Linked DNA regions of Mus musculus: regions 1 and 3 are each linked to region 2. A link is a loop called in an ENCODE intact Hi-C map of the cell type or tissue named here. Cell type or tissue: left cerebral cortex. All regions are shown on one strand.

What was found. A loop is a pair of places that touch in the nucleus more often than their neighbours do. Peaks named below come from ENCODE experiments on the same cell type or tissue, not always from the same donor. Only the 100,000 strongest peaks of a DNase experiment are listed, where the experiment ranks them.
Region 1: a loop joins it to region 2, with 2.0 times the contacts of the local background. A loop is called at or near these places in 2 of 42 quality-filtered maps.
Region 3: a loop joins it to region 2, with 2.1 times the contacts of the local background. A loop is called at or near these places in 2 of 42 quality-filtered maps.

What each region holds. Positions count from the first base shown.
Region 1 is chr16:94,195,781-94,200,780 of GRCm38, forward strand. The region is part of intron 6 of Hlcs (holocarboxylase synthetase (biotin- [propriony-Coenzyme A-carboxylase (ATP-hydrolysing)] ligase)); the gene reads right to left. Among named protein-coding and RNA genes, the nearest start is that of Hlcs, 92 kb to the right of the region's middle. In left cerebral cortex, no CTCF peak of the experiment used is centred here; a DNase peak (open chromatin) is centred at 2,395.
Region 2 is chr16:94,138,271-94,143,270 of GRCm38, forward strand. It overlaps Hlcs (holocarboxylase synthetase (biotin- [propriony-Coenzyme A-carboxylase (ATP-hydrolysing)] ligase)), which reads right to left. Exons shown (of 11, transcript NM_001360045.1): 7 at 3,079-3,146; 8 at 539-699. Among named protein-coding and RNA genes, the nearest start is that of Sim2, 56 kb to the left of the region's middle. In left cerebral cortex, no CTCF peak of the experiment used is centred here; DNase peaks (open chromatin) are centred at 2,686 and 4,805.
Region 3 is chr16:94,205,336-94,210,335 of GRCm38, forward strand. All of the region lies in intron 6 of Hlcs (holocarboxylase synthetase (biotin- [propriony-Coenzyme A-carboxylase (ATP-hydrolysing)] ligase)), which reads right to left. Among named protein-coding and RNA genes, the nearest start is that of Hlcs, 82 kb to the right of the region's middle. In left cerebral cortex, a CTCF peak has its summit at 3,052; DNase peaks (open chromatin) are centred at 187, 3,051, 3,705 and 4,505; H3K27ac peaks cover 748 bases.

The DNA of each region.
Region 1 (5,000 bases), 58 kb after region 2:
GCACACTATGCAGCAGGAAAGAGCAAAGCCCATTCCCAAGGCTTGGCCTCTGTGCGCAGAAAGTCTTTATCATGTCTGGAGAATATTTAGCATGGGTATTTTTCTTTTTCTTTCTCTACTTGGCTGACAGACCTCTCTGCCTAAGAAAACATGATGCAAGACATATTCAAATAAAAGCAAGAATGAGAGTGGACTTAAATCCTGCAGAGAGAAACCCAATCGATTGGGCCCATAAGGAAGGAGGTAGTCACTAGGTGCTCCCTAATTACAGCTGCTTTGGTGGGCAGCATGCTGGCGAAGCAGATGTGGGAGGCCATTAAAGCAGGGCTCCAACATCTGTTTACAATTTTGAGGCAATTGTAAATACAGCAGGGAAGGTCAATTGGGCCAATTAAGGCCGATGTGCAAACCCACCACTGTGGATTTCTTTCCAAGCTTAGATAGGCTTGACTCTTTCTCCGGGTATTTCCTATGACCACATGCGAAAAAAGGAAAAAAAAAATTAACACAGGAAATGAGCTTAATAATAACTTTTATCCATTTCAATGGTGACATTTTTTAAACAAAACAAAGCAAAAAAACGGCAGCAAACTTTGAGTTCACAGTCATAAATGTGCCCAGAGCCTGTGTTTTCTCCCTTACACTCCAAAGCTACCTCTCCACTCCCTTCCAGGGGGGTCTGTGTGAGGGACACCAGGGAGGCAAGGAATGATGAGAGACATCTTTTATCAGAATCAGGAGAGTCAGCGCAGTGACACAACCCCACGATGCTCAGACATCCCTTGGAACATTCCTGCTTCTCTCTTAGTGTCTTCAAGATAAACCTAGAACCTTCCAGAACACTCTTAGTCAATGTTGTAAAGACCAAGACTGTTTAAACAACACGATCCAGGACCCGGTGGTGGTGGCACACGCATTTAAGCCCAGCACTTGGGAGGCAGAGGCAGGCGGATTTCTGAGTTCGAAGCCAGCCTGGTCTACAGAGTGAGTTCCAGGACAGCCAGGGCTATACAGAGAAATCCTGTCTCACAAACAAACAAACAAACAAACAAACAAAAACACATTCCTGGTAAACCTGAACAGACAGTTGGTAGAGAGGACGAGGTGTCCATGGCATGGCAGGGTCATCTTTGGTGAAGTGGCAGCAGTTGGTAGGGGTGTTTGTAAGGAACAGGCATAGTGTATACCTTCCCCTTTGAATTCAGAATGGTGGCTACTGAGGTATTATCTCGCATTGGTTTTGGTAGCCCAGACCTCTAAATGCCTCTCTTTATGGAGAAGGGGAAAGGATCGTTGGCCAGACTTGGATTCAAGTTATGCATCTCCTGGTCAAGTGGCCGTAGAGCCTTTTTGCTCATCTGTAAAATGGGTTCTACCACCTTCTAGAGCTCTAAAACTCAATACATTGGACAATAAATGCTAGGTTCCTCTGTCCTCTTCTGGGGTCATCAAGACACTGCCCCAGGGGCTGGACTTGTGGCACCAATCATGGCAGCTGGTTCTCATGAATGTTGCTTCTACTTACTTCTAGGGAAAGTCTGTCCAAAGGGGAGGTCTGTCCAGGGGAAAGTCTGTCCGGAAGGAGGCCTGTCCAGGGGAAGTTCTGTCCAGGGGAAGGTCTGTCCAGAGGGATGTCTGTCCAGGGAAAAGTATGTCTGGAGGGAGGTCTGTCCAGGGGAAATTCTGTCCAGGGGAAGGTCTGTCCAGAGGGATGTCTGTCCAGGGGAACGTATGTCGAGAGGGAGGTCTGTCCAGAGAAAGATCTGTATGGGAGGAACTCTGTCCAGAGAAAGGTCTGTCCAGGGGAAGGTCTGTCCAGGGGAAGGTCTTTCCAGAGGGAGGTCTTTCCAGGGAGAGGTCTGTCCAGAGGGAGGTCTGTCCAAGGAGAGGTCTGTCCAGGGAGAGGTCTGTCCAGAGGGAGGTCTGTCCAAGGAGAGGTCTGTCCAGGGAGAGGTCTGTCCAAGGGGAAGTCCATCTAGACTCGGGGATGTTGTTCCTATATACTATTACCTACTTTGGTTTTGGTTAAGCAAGCAATGTAGCTGATGAAAGCATGCGGCTGGTCCTAACAGTGGCAGCGGAATGGAAGACTTGGTCCTAACTGTGACACAGCGGTGAAGGGAAGACAATACAGCCCCTAGGAATCTACACAGAAAAAGAATTTTTTGCCTTATGCCTTCTTTTTACTCTTCAACCTTGAGACTCAGCCCCTCTGGCCTGAGCTCAAATAAAGAGTCCCCTGTCTAAATAACTGCTAAACCTGAGAGCAAACAGCTCAGCCACATGTAGTTCTGCTGCGACAACCCTGTCAATAACCCGGACCTTGGGCCTGATTGGTCCAACAATGCTGGCATCCCTCTAGCAAGCAGGGAGAATTGCAAAGAGCCATTCCAAGTACAGCTCTCACAAGGTTTGTAGCCTTTTCAGAAACACAAAAATCTAAGTCAGTTGGCTGGCTGGCCCAAGGCATTCAGCTTAAACCGATTTTATAAATAGTGGGAGTTGGAACACTCACACTGCATGGTATGAAATGATAAAAAGAAGAGGTCTCCTGTCCTCCCAGCCCAGGAGAAAGCCTGGTAAATTTTGATCTTATTTAGATGCAAACATAAACTTTTTAATTATAAAAAAATGGGTAATGCTATATGTATTATTTTTGGATGTGTTTTACGATCTGTTAGAGCTATGTAATAGATGTATAGAATGTATAATTAGCTATGTATAAAATATATATACTGGACATGGGTGGTGTTTCCTGTATTATAAATCATGGATCAACAAACAGCCACACACATACACGTCACCCCATTGTCCTCGGGTTAAATTCCTAAGAACTGGGTTGTAGCGTTCAAGAGTACACACAATGGAGGTATTTAACGCACAAGGTAGCCAAGGAGGCTATATTAAATCCACAAGTACAAGAGCATCCTTAGCCTGGTGCTGCTGCCCAAATAACTTGTGTGGGGTAGAGCACGGATTGCACACTCACCCGTGTGGATGTCTGAGATCTGAACTTAAGTCCTCACGCTGATATAGCAAGAGCTTTGCCTGCTGAGCCATCCCTCCAACCCCCGAGGAACTTTAATCCCTACTAATTTAGCATGCAAAAAAAATGTGTTATTTCTATTTTTATTAATAATGACATCTAGATCTTTCCCACATTTGTACTGGGCGCCTGATGTTCTTGAGAAAGCGCTCAATTCCTGGACCCACAATAGAAACATTAACCCTTCGATGGCAGCATTCCCCATACGTTCTCCTCCACTGATCAACGGAACATTGGTGGCGGGAGCTGACACACAGCTGTATCATCAGGCCAGGCGCGTAGGCCTCTCTGGCTTTGCTTGGATCTTTAACCTTTAAGGAGCTTTCCTTCCTATGAGTAAACAATCTTCCACACTGGCTGACGGTGCTGTTGTCCTGGCTTGGTTTCCTATGGATACATCTCTCTGTATTGTTTGAGAGATCTCTGCAATCCCTCTCCTCTTCCTCCTCCCCTCCACTTTTCCTCCCCACTTCTGGACGGTGCTTATTTTAATTGCGGTGATTGGGAGAGCAAAGCAGAGCTGAGGAAAAAAAACCCAGAAACCCCAAAGGAGGGGGAAAGAGGTGAGAAGGCTTCTAAAAATAACATTAGGCAGACACAGGCTAAATGCACGTCTAATTTGCTCCTTAGTTAATGAAGGAGAAAATGGAGATTTTGAAGAAAACGTCCATTCTAGAACTGCAATAATGAAACCCCACTGAAGACAACACCAACATTCTTGTTATTCATGGAAATCCAATCCTAAAATAATAAGGGATGTATTGATACAACAGTACTATGAATAAATTTCATTTAAGTGATGTTATTCTAACAATGACCCAGAAAGTACTGAACTAAAGTCGTCTGTTACCTGTCCCAGGTGTGCTTGTGGCGGGATAAACCCCACTTAGAGAACCGCAGGCAACCAGGAACATATGTATGGAGAGGCATGTTCAGTGTGCAATTAATCAACTATTATGTGCTACTGGACACCTTGTGTGTGTTTATAAAGAGATTAGGCACAAATATATAATGCGCACACACATAAAAAGGCAAAAAGAAACATCAAACTCCGTGTATGTTGGCCATTAAGTGTAATCATAATCTCATTAGGTTCCAACAGAGATGAATGGCTGGCCACCACTGTGCCAACCCATGTCCCTCTCAACTGGGGAAGGAAAAGGAGCCTCAGGAGTGTCTGGCTGGGGAGGCTGGGGAGGTGAACCCCATTAAGTGTGATAAAGCTGTCTGGAACAGTCTAGAAACCCTGCTGAGGAACAGGGGTAAAGGTGGTCCGGGCAGAACCCAGCATACGGCACCATCCTCATGCCTGCCTTTCTGGGGATGTGTGAAACTCTGGCTTAACTCAGGTTCCATTTCTACCTTGCTTTCCCAGGTGTGTGCTGGTACTGCAAGCTTCCCAGACCGAATCCTTTCTTTTAAAATGTGTGCAGTGTATGAGTGCATCTGAGTGAGTACATGTCTGTGTGTGTGTGTGTGTGTGTGTGTGCAGGTCTGTATGAGTGCATCTGAGTATGTACATACATGTCTGTGTGAGTGTATGTGTGTGCAGGTCTGTATGAGTGTACCTGAGTGTGTACATGTCTGTGTGGGGGTGTGCAGACAAACATGTGTGTGTGTGTGTGTGTGTGTGTGTGTGTGTGTAAAGAACAACCTTGGAAGTCATTCTTCAAGAGCTTCTACTTTGTCCTTTTGAGACAGAGGCTCTCACTGCTACCTGGAGCCACCATACAGCTAGGCAGGCGACCACTGAGCCCCAGAGACCCACCCACCTGCCTCTACCTGCCTAGTGATAAGTACACAGTACCATGCTGGCTTGTGTGTAGGTTCTGAGACCACACACAGAACCTTACGATCACACAGTAAAGAGCTTTAACGACGGAACCATTACTCAACCTTCCCCGTATCTGGGATGGACCCCTTCGCTTGCTACCCACGTTAATGTTTCTGCTTT
Region 2 (5,000 bases):
GCATGCCTGTCCTTGCAGTGCGGGAGACAGCATCAAAAGAACCCAGCTGTGAACTCCATCAGCCACAGACTAAGAGCAGCTCTGCCCCTCGGACATGAGGGTAAGAGGACACAGTTAGCTGGGTCCATAAAACAGCCCCCCTTTAAAACTGAAAACACACACAGCTCCCACCCAGCCCAACAATCTGATGCAATCTGTTCATCAAGAGAAAAGAAAAGCTCCTCCTCACTAGGATGCTAAGAGACCTGGCAGACAGCCCCGGAAGAGATTCTGGAAAACACTCTGTGGAAGCAATTACCCACAGTAGCACTGTAAAAGACAGGCATGCCAGGCGAGCACTTTACCCCTGAGCTGTGGCCCCAGCCAAAAGTACCTACTTCAAATGGTGCCACACGCACTCTGGTGATGTCTTTGCCGATTGTGCAAACACAAGCTACAGATGGAAAGGCTGAGCTGGAGGCTCCGCAGGAAAGGGAAGGACAGTGAAGCCACACACACACCTCATACTCTGGGATAGACTGCATGAAGTCACACGTACCTCATACCCTGGGATAGACCGCACTGCCTCCACCACAGCCAAGGACATCAAATGCTGGACAAATGGAATCCTCTGTCCCAGTTGTGACCTCAGGGGGATGAAGACCAGCAGAGTGGAAAGAGCACATCCCACGGGGCTCAGCCAGGCATTCGGGCCCCTTCCTGGAAGACAGAGTCATTGAGAGAAGACTGCTTCCTATGTGGATACTCCCGGAGAAAATGTCCCACTAGAGTTTGTTTGTGCTTCATGACACACCTTGATGTTCTAGGGATTCATGCGACAAGAGAAAAATGCTCTGGGGTCTGAAGAGAGCTTGGTGAGTAGAGTGCCTGCCACACAAGTGTGAGGGCCTGAGTTTCGTCTCCAGTACTCATATAAAAACCTGGTGTGTACTCAAAATCCTGTGTTGTGGAGATGGAGACAAGCAGGTCCCTGGGGTTCTCCGGCTGGAACAGCCTAGCTGAATCTATAAGCTCCAAGTCCCCAAGAGAGAGACACTGTCTAAATAAATAAATAAATAAATAAATAAGGTGGACAGCTCCCAGTGAACAATACCGAAGGCTGATTCCTGGTCTCCACATGGACATATATATACCATACCTGTACAAATATCTGCACACACATGTGCGCACACACACACCCCGCTGCTGCGGAAACATAATGAGGGTGACCCCTGCATTTTGTGCTTGGACAACTAATGTCTTAAAGTGTGCTACCACATGGCTGGGCATGTGGGTGAAAATGGAAAAGTGCTTCTGGTAGTACTGGCTGTGTGGTCCATGGAAACCCAGAGCCGTGCCTTCAGTGGTAGTAGTGTGAAAGGTTTCGCACTGTTTGGTGCTGGATTAAATCTGGAGCTCTGTGCATGCTGGGCAAGTCCCAGCCTGAGCTCCAGGCTGAATGCTATCAAGCAATCCCCGGGGGCTGAAGAGATGGCTCAGTCTGTAAAGTACTTACAGCTCACGCCTGGGGATCCGTAGCACCCACATAAAAGGACAGGCAAGAAACTGGGCAGACAGCTTGACAATAAAGTGGTTGTCACACAAGCATGAGGATACTTGGGGACAGAGGGAGGGGAAACCAGGTGCTGGCCAGATAGACTACTTAGAATTGTCAAACTCCAGGGTCATGGGGCAACCCTGCCTCAATAAATAAACTGGAGAGTAACCAAGGTTCCTCCATGCACACGCACACACACAGAGCCAGTCATGGTGGTGCCTTTGCTGTAACCCAAGTGTGGAAGAGATACAGGCAGGCAGATGGGTTCTCAGGGGCTTTGTAGCCTGCTAGTCTAGCCTATCGGTGAGATCCAGGTACAGTGACAGAAAGACATTTGATGACACTGACCTTTTGGCTGTACACACCAGTGTACGTACCAACACACATGTGCAATACACATAAATGCATGCTCATGTATCATAATACACACATGCTTGTACACATACACATGCACATACACACATGTACACACATATACATGTACGTACACACATGTACATATACCATCATGCACATACAAATATGCACACATATACATGTACATACACACATGCACACATACACACATATGTACACACATACGTGTATGTACACACATGATCCCTGATAGCAAGTCTCTAAGCTGCTACTTATTTTTTAAAGCTGAAGTTAGGAAAAGAAAATATCAAACTGAGAGGTACAGGTTAATTAAAAATGCTTCTAGAGTATCATCTTTTAAGAACTCTACCATCTCTGGTGGGAATGGATGGTGTGCATGCGTGGTATTTATCTGTAATTTCAGCACTTGGGAGTCTGCAGCAAGAAGTTTGGGAGCTGAAAGTCAGCCTGAGCTACATAGCTAGACTCCCATAGCTTTTTGCAATATATTTTTCTTCTTTGTCTTATGCTCAAATCAAAGAAGTAGCAGACTCCCATCTCTCTGCTCTGAGCGAGAGCAGATATGGGTGGTCTGGTGCTGGCTGCTGGCTGGCAGGAACATGACCCATGTTCCTGTAAAGCCTCACCCATGCCTCCTACAGACGCTGGTGGGATCTCTGCCCTTGCTGGTCCCACCATGGCTCTGGAACAGCGCAGACTCTCGGTCTGCAAGAGGCAGGTGGTGGAAACCGGCTCTTTTTTTAGCAGGCACAGATCCAGTGCCATTTCGTGGGGGCTGGTGAGCAGGAGGCCTCTGAATGTGATGTAAGCTTACTACAGACTCCAACAGACCCTCACCGAGGACCTTCAGGAGAGTAAATGTCTTAGAACTTCGTTTCCATCACAACCTGCAGGATGTATGGGGAGCGTGGGTTAGCAGGCGTGACAGCCATCAAATGCAAACACTGCGTAGTTAACAAACTGTGGACTGGGAGACTGCCTGTGCTCTACTGAAGTCAATGGGCCTTCTCCTTTTCCCGTGCCCCATTTCAGGGGGCTGTTAAAATGGAAAGATGCTAAACTCGAGTGGTCTCAGGGTTCAGCACACACTGAGCTCTCTGGCCAGGAGACTCGTGGATTTTGGGAAAGGGAAATAACAGCAATGACAACAAACGATGACTGACCTTTGCCCTGGGTCTGCCGAACTGCAATGGCAATTAAGCCCATTTCCTGCGGCATCTCAAACATCAACCTGCAAATGATGGGAAAAACTGGTCAGTTAGAACGGACACGAAGAGGAGGGCCAGCAGCTCGGACAGAACGGGGACAAGTGTGTGCGTTTGCATGGTGGTCAGGAAGGGCCAACGACCTGCGGAGCTGTAGAAAGGAGGGGTGTCGTTTCCCTCACAGCCTTTGGTAGGAACTAGCACAGGGGTGAAGTAAGGGGTGAAGAGCAAGAGAGTGGAGAGGGGCAGGGGTGGAGGGAGGAGAGTGGGGTCAGCCTGGCTGGTGCTTGGCTTGACTGCTAGGAGACAGTTCTTTGGACGATGTTATCAAGTTCTTTCCCTTTACCTCGTATCTACCTTCAAGTGACAACAGTGTCTGACATTTGTTTTTACTTACAGTGCATTTCTGTTTGAACATGCACACGTTTCTGATTACTCCGAAAGCCAGTATGTGGGCAGTAGAGCATTTCAGAGATACCCCATCCCCTGAGAACTAATTACGCTTTAGCTGCAGTAAATAAATCAACACCTTTTGAGAATTCCCAAGAACCCTGGGTCTGTTTGGGCTTCGGGTCTGCTTTTAGAACAGTTTCACCGAAAAGAATGCAAACGCCTCTTTGGGGTTAAGTGGCAAAGCGTAACCGCATGCATCTCTACCTGACTGGCTGATATCTGGGGCAAAGGAAAACGAGCACACGTCCCAGAGCCCTTCACTCCCAGGGTCTCCTCCAAGTCTTGCTCTCTGCATTTTATTTCCATGCTAAGACACTTCTCCATCTTCCCGAAGTTGCTGATTTGGCATCAATCGGATATAGTTCAGAGCAGGAGGTATTAATGGCCAAAGCCAAGCTCTCTCTCTCTCTCCCCCCCCTCTCCCTCCCACTAAATATATCTAAATATATCTATCAATCATCTATCTATCTATATGTGTGTACTTATATATGTGTGTATGCATTTATCTATTGTGAATCTGTCTGTGAATCTATCTATCCATCCATTCATGTATGTATGTACTTATATATGTATGCATGCATCTATGTAGATATCTATATATCTATTTATGCATATCTATATATATGTATGTATGTGACATGTATATGTATGTATCATCTATCAATCTATGTGTACTTATATGTGTGTGCATCTATTATGAATCATCTTTCTGTGAATATCTTTCTTTCTTTTCTTTCTTTCTCTCCCTCCCTCCCTCCCTCCCTCCCTCCCTCCCTCCCTCCCTCCCTCCTTCCCTTCCTTCCATCCATCATCATTTGTGGGAGAACAGGGGTTGAGCAGGGCAGAGGACAAACTGGTATTGTGTATTAACAAGAAGTTACATGTCAGTCTGAAGCGTTCCTCAAGATTCTTGCAAGCAGTGCCCCTTAAAGCAAGCCTGTGCCCTGCGTAGCTCCCCACCCTCTCCTGCAGGCTAAAAGAACCCCTAAGGGAAGGAAACTGCTTAAAAAACACCCCTTCCCACTCCCGCCCGCCCAACACCCGCTGCCTCCTGTATCCCTGAAGTGTGTAGTACTTGCATAGGGGAGGAAGCCTATCATTTCTTTTCGTGCAAAGACTATGTTGGGCAGGGTCTGGCTGGTGCAACCGTGGGTCTTCCTCACAGCTGCAGGAGCAGAACAAGGCATTCAGGAGTAACCCAACCTGTGCCAATACACGTGAAACACATCCTCACAGTATTTCTCTTGGACACTATGAATCACTCCTTGAGGTGGAGTATGCCTGCCCACCCCTGGGTGCCAAGAATAAAATGTCTTTTGCTTGTCCTGGACAAGGGGGAAATTGTAAGAAGGAGTCTCTGTCTTACAGCAGGGTTAACATTGTCATTTAGTGTCTCCTGTTTCCTAGAGGGTCCCATTCCCGAGTCT
Region 3 (5,000 bases), 67 kb after region 2:
ACAGACATTTATGGAAATGCTGACCAGGTCTGTGCTCGGGGCTGGGGGCATTCACTCATCGACAAAAGAGAAACAGACCCTATCCTGGAGGAGTGCATATGTGGCCATGGCCCAGACCAAGACACCCAGAGGAAACGTGAGCCGCAATCTCCCCAGCCTCGCCATCCTCCACCCACACCATCTTCACAGCCCAGACACAAACCTGAACAACCTCAGCTACCGTCAGCGGTGGGAATCTGCTGTCACCAAGAGACGGTTAATACATTCTGGTTTTGCTGTGTCTGTTTTTATTATTTGCTGATTTCCTGTTACCCGTGCCAGCCTCAAACGCACTGTTGGCTCCAGCATAAACCTGAATTCCTGATCCTCCTGCCTCCACATTCCAAGTGCTGTTATCACGGCATGCACCGGCAAGCCTGGCTCTCGTGTTCATTTTAAAAGAGTATTCCCTGTTGGGGGTGGTGAGGTGGGAAGGCAGATGAGAGCATGTGCTCAGCAAACATGGGGACCTGAGTTCCAGTCTCCAGCATGCACGTAAAAGACGGTTATGTGTGTGTGCCTGTAACCCTAGCATTTCAGGGTACACGTGGGTGAATCCTGAGAGCCCTCAGGCTGGCCAGCTGAGCCGAAACAGAGAGCTTCTGGTTCAGTAACAGTCGACAACAAAGAGAAATGAGATGCCTAGGCAGTAAGGCTGAGAGGGATGGAGAGGGGAAGTCGCCCTATGTCCTGCTCTGACTTCCTCATTATGTGCCTGGACATACAGGCATAGACACACACACAGACACACACACACATACACACAGAGAGGCGCACACACCTCCCTTCCACGTAATTTCCGATGCAAGCTGACAGCTTTTTCTACCGTCAGCTTTTTAAAAAATGACAACTTTACAGAGGTGTGGAAAGACCACGAGTTCACCCTCTAACAGTCCAAGGTCCACAGTCCCAGCCTACTGGCCGAGCTGTTCAGCCTTCACCATCTCTGCTGCCCAAAGAGGAGGCCCCCGCCCTGAAGCACCCGCTCCGTCCAGGCTGGCAACCTTGGTGCACTTTATTTCTGTTTTGTAAACATTTTTAAATGCGTTTGTTTTGACGTGTATGACTGGTTTGCCCGCATGTATGTATCTGTGTTCCACAGGTGCCTGGTGCCCACAGAGGTCAGAGGGTAGCATCAGATCCCCGGGAACTGCGGTTATGAATGCTTGACAGCCACCACGCGTGTGCTGGGAACTGAACCTACTTCCGTCTGCAAGAACAACAACTGCTCTTAACCACCGGGCTGGCCGTCTTTCTAGCTCACTCCAGTTAATCCACTCTGCATCTCTGTGAGATTTTCTGTTCTGGGCATCCCACATAGATGGAATCACACAGTATGGGTCCTTTATGCCTCTAGCTTCTCTCACTTAGCACCATATTTTTAAGATCCACCCAGTGTGGCATCTATCTGTTTCTTCTGTGGCTGGTGTTAGCTGGCATGGACAGAGAGGATTTTATGTGTCCGTTTACCTACTGATGGGGATGGCTGTTTCAGGGCTGCTGTAAACAGTGGCGCTCCACACACACATGTACAGGTTTTTATGCAGCTGCTCCTCAGTGCCAGAAATACAACTGCAGGGTTATCTCTTTGCCTCATCAGCCGAGGCACTGCCAGGCTGGTGCGAAGACATGGCACCATTTTCCATTGCAACAGCGTGCACAGGGTTAAAGTTCCCCACTTCCTTGCCAGCACTTGTTACTGACTTTCTCTATCCCCTGTACTGGCTAGTTTTGTGTCAACTTGACACAGCTGGAGTTATCACAGAGAAAGGAGCTTCAGTTGAGGAAATGCCTCCAAGGGATCCAGCTGTGGGGCATTTTCTCAATTAGTGATGGGGGGAGGGGCATTGTGGGTGATGCCATCCCTGGGCTGGTAGTCCTGGGATCTATAAGAGACCAAACTGAGCAAGCCAGGGGAAGCAAGCCAGTAAGCAGCATCCCTCCATGGCCTCTGCATCAGCTCCTGCTTTCTTGAAGCTGTTTGAGTTCCAGTCCTGACTTCCTTAAGTGATGAACAGCAATGTGGAAGTGTAAGCTGAATAAACCCTTTCTTCCCTAATTTACTTCTTGGTCGTGATGTTTCATGCAGGAATACAAACCCTGAATAAGACACACCCCCTAGCCTGGCTCTGCCTCTTCCTACAGCCATTTCAGTGAGTGTGAGCTTTGATTTTAACTTCTCTAATGACTAAAGAGGTTGAATATCTTTTTGTGTGTGTGTTAACAGACCTGTTTCCCCCCACAGAATTTTCCAATGAATCTTACTTTTAGTATTTTTCTAAATTTTAAATTGTGGCCTGGCACCTTCCTCTGCCCTATTTAGATGAGGTGTAGCCGCCACCTATCAGGTTGCCAGGAGGAGGGGGGACTACTAGTCAGCTCTTCCTAGGCTGTTTCCCCAGCTCCTGCACTTGCCTGTAGTCATGTTTTGTTGCTGTTGTTGTTGTTGTTGTTGTTGTTGTTGTTAGTAAAAGCTTTTTTTTGTTGAGGCTGAGTTGTGGGTTTTTACTGTTGTGGCCGTTGATGTTTTTAAAGAGCTGTGTGGTTCACAGTTCTGAAGTTCAAGGACAGGCCATCTGGCCTCTGCTCTAGTGAGGGCCTCAGGGTGAACGGAACAGGGTGGGAATCTCTGTCTCTCATACACAAAGATCACAGGGAAGACACAGCCACTCAGAGGAGCCAGTAGCAACCTCTCCCTCAGCCATCTCCCTTTGAAAGGTCCCACCACCTCCTAACATCCCACAATGAGGACCAAGCTCCCAGCTCCTGAGCCCTTGGAAGACAGACTCAGATCCTTCCCAAACCATATCCACGGGGTCTGAAGTGATAAGGATTGGGGGAGACCTGTCATCTTCTTGAATGGAAGGCATGGACTCTGGTAAAGGCCCACTCTTCCCACCATGCCATGCTGCACTTCTATTTCCTAACTGTTAGGAATTCCTCAGTGGAGGTGAACATCACATGAGTCACAGTGTCCTCCCAAGCCCTGCTTCCCAGCTGCACCGGCAGAGGGAAACGTGAGAACCACACAGTGTGACGTGTAGACCTTCAAACAGCACTGTAAAGCACCAAGGTCTGAGCGTTCTTAGACCAAAGCGAAGGGACACTCACAGACCAGGAGAAGGGGGCTGCTCACAGACCAAGGCTTCCAGGGCAGAAAGGGCCACCCAGTGGGAGTGGCTGACATGGGGAACAGTGGGCTGGGGAGATCAAGTATGGAACAGTGTCTGCAGATATGAAGTGATATGAAGACCATGGGCAAGGCCACGGTTCACTCAAAGCTGGAAGGTCGCCTCTCCAAGAAGCTTTGGACTTAAGGCACTCATGTCACAGCATCGCCCAGATTGTCAAATCAAATCACTCGTCAACCTTGTGTTGGTGGAGAAACGGGGTTTCACTACAGGAATGCTTCTCGAATCCTGGGTGCTACCACATGTATTTTATGTAATGCCAGGGCTAGAACCCAGGGCCTGACGCATTAGGCAAGTACTCTGCCTCCTGAGCCACAGCCCCAACTGTTCGTACAGTTTCTTCTTGAACAGTGTTTGTTGCTGAGGACCAGCGTCAGCGCCACACCACCGCATGCCCCAAGTTCCTGTGTGCCCTGAAGCACACGCCAAGCCTCGGCTTCACAGCCCTGAAAGAACTGTAACAACCGAGAAAGGCGGCTGGACAGATGGCTCAGGGCTTAAGAATCCCCAGCACCCACGTGGCAGCTCACAACTGTCTGTGGCTCTCTCACACAGGCAGGCAAAACACCAATGTAAATAAAATAAAAATGAATAAAATTTAAAAAACATGGAAACTCTGTATAGGTTTAAGTTGGCATATAGAAAGTTTCCAGCCTGTGGGGAATTGTAAAGGATGGTATTTCTGGCTTAAGGTCTGTCATGACATTGTAAAATAAAACCATCACATGATGCTGAAGTGTACTGGAGGACTAAAAACCCAGTAGAGAGAATTCACTACTCTGTTATCTACCTTCAAAATACACAAGCAAACCCCTGAAGCCTGCCAGGGCCCACTCTTCTGTTCGCCCCAGAATCACACCCTAACTCTGCTTGATGATCTTAAGCCCTGCTTTCCAATTGCCCATATTACAAATACTTATTTTAAAAAGTGCTTTAAATGATCTTATCTCCATTCTGTCAATTTTTAACCGAGCCTCGATTTGGTTCTAATCATTAATAGCAAATAACTGCTTAAAGCATATAAATGTTTCCAATTTTGATTAAAATGTTAACCAAAACTTGAAAGACACTGGAAATCATATTTTTATATATATTTTTTAAAACTCTGAGAATCTGTTACTGGTCTGTGTGTGTGCATGTCGTGGTATCTGGGTGTGTGTGCGTGCTATGTGTGCCTGTTGACTCTGTGTGTGTGTGTGTGTGTGCCTGCTGACTGTGTGTGCCTGCTAACTGTGTGTGCCTGCTGAGTCATCTTTCCAGCCTGGAGATCTATTTCTGAATTAGACAAAAGGGCCTTTAGATAATTATAGCCATGGAGGAATGCTACTGTTGCCAGGAAGAGAGAGAGAGAGAGACATCATCAGGACTGTCCCATTTTGTTAGACTGGCAAATCACTCGCCATCCTTGCCTTTGTGGGAAGACAGGTTTTATTATGGCAACACTTCTCCATTTTCTAAACCCCTTCCAACGTACCTACCTAAACCGCACCCTCCTCTGTCACTTGAGTCTCTCTAAAGGATGTGTCAGGCCACAGATTGTCCAGATCCTCCTTCGATTTGTCCTAGAAGCAAAAGGAGACCCTAGCTGAGGAGCAAAGGGAATTGTCACTCAGGGTCACCTCCCAGGGCCTTTTCTATGGGACACCTAGAGGTGGCTCCATTCAGAGAAGCTGGGTGCTACAAGATTAGAAGGGTAAAGAGGCACCGATGCAGGGGTGAATGGGGACCTGGGGCGGGGGGGATCGAACGGACTGCGTCTTCGAGGACGGT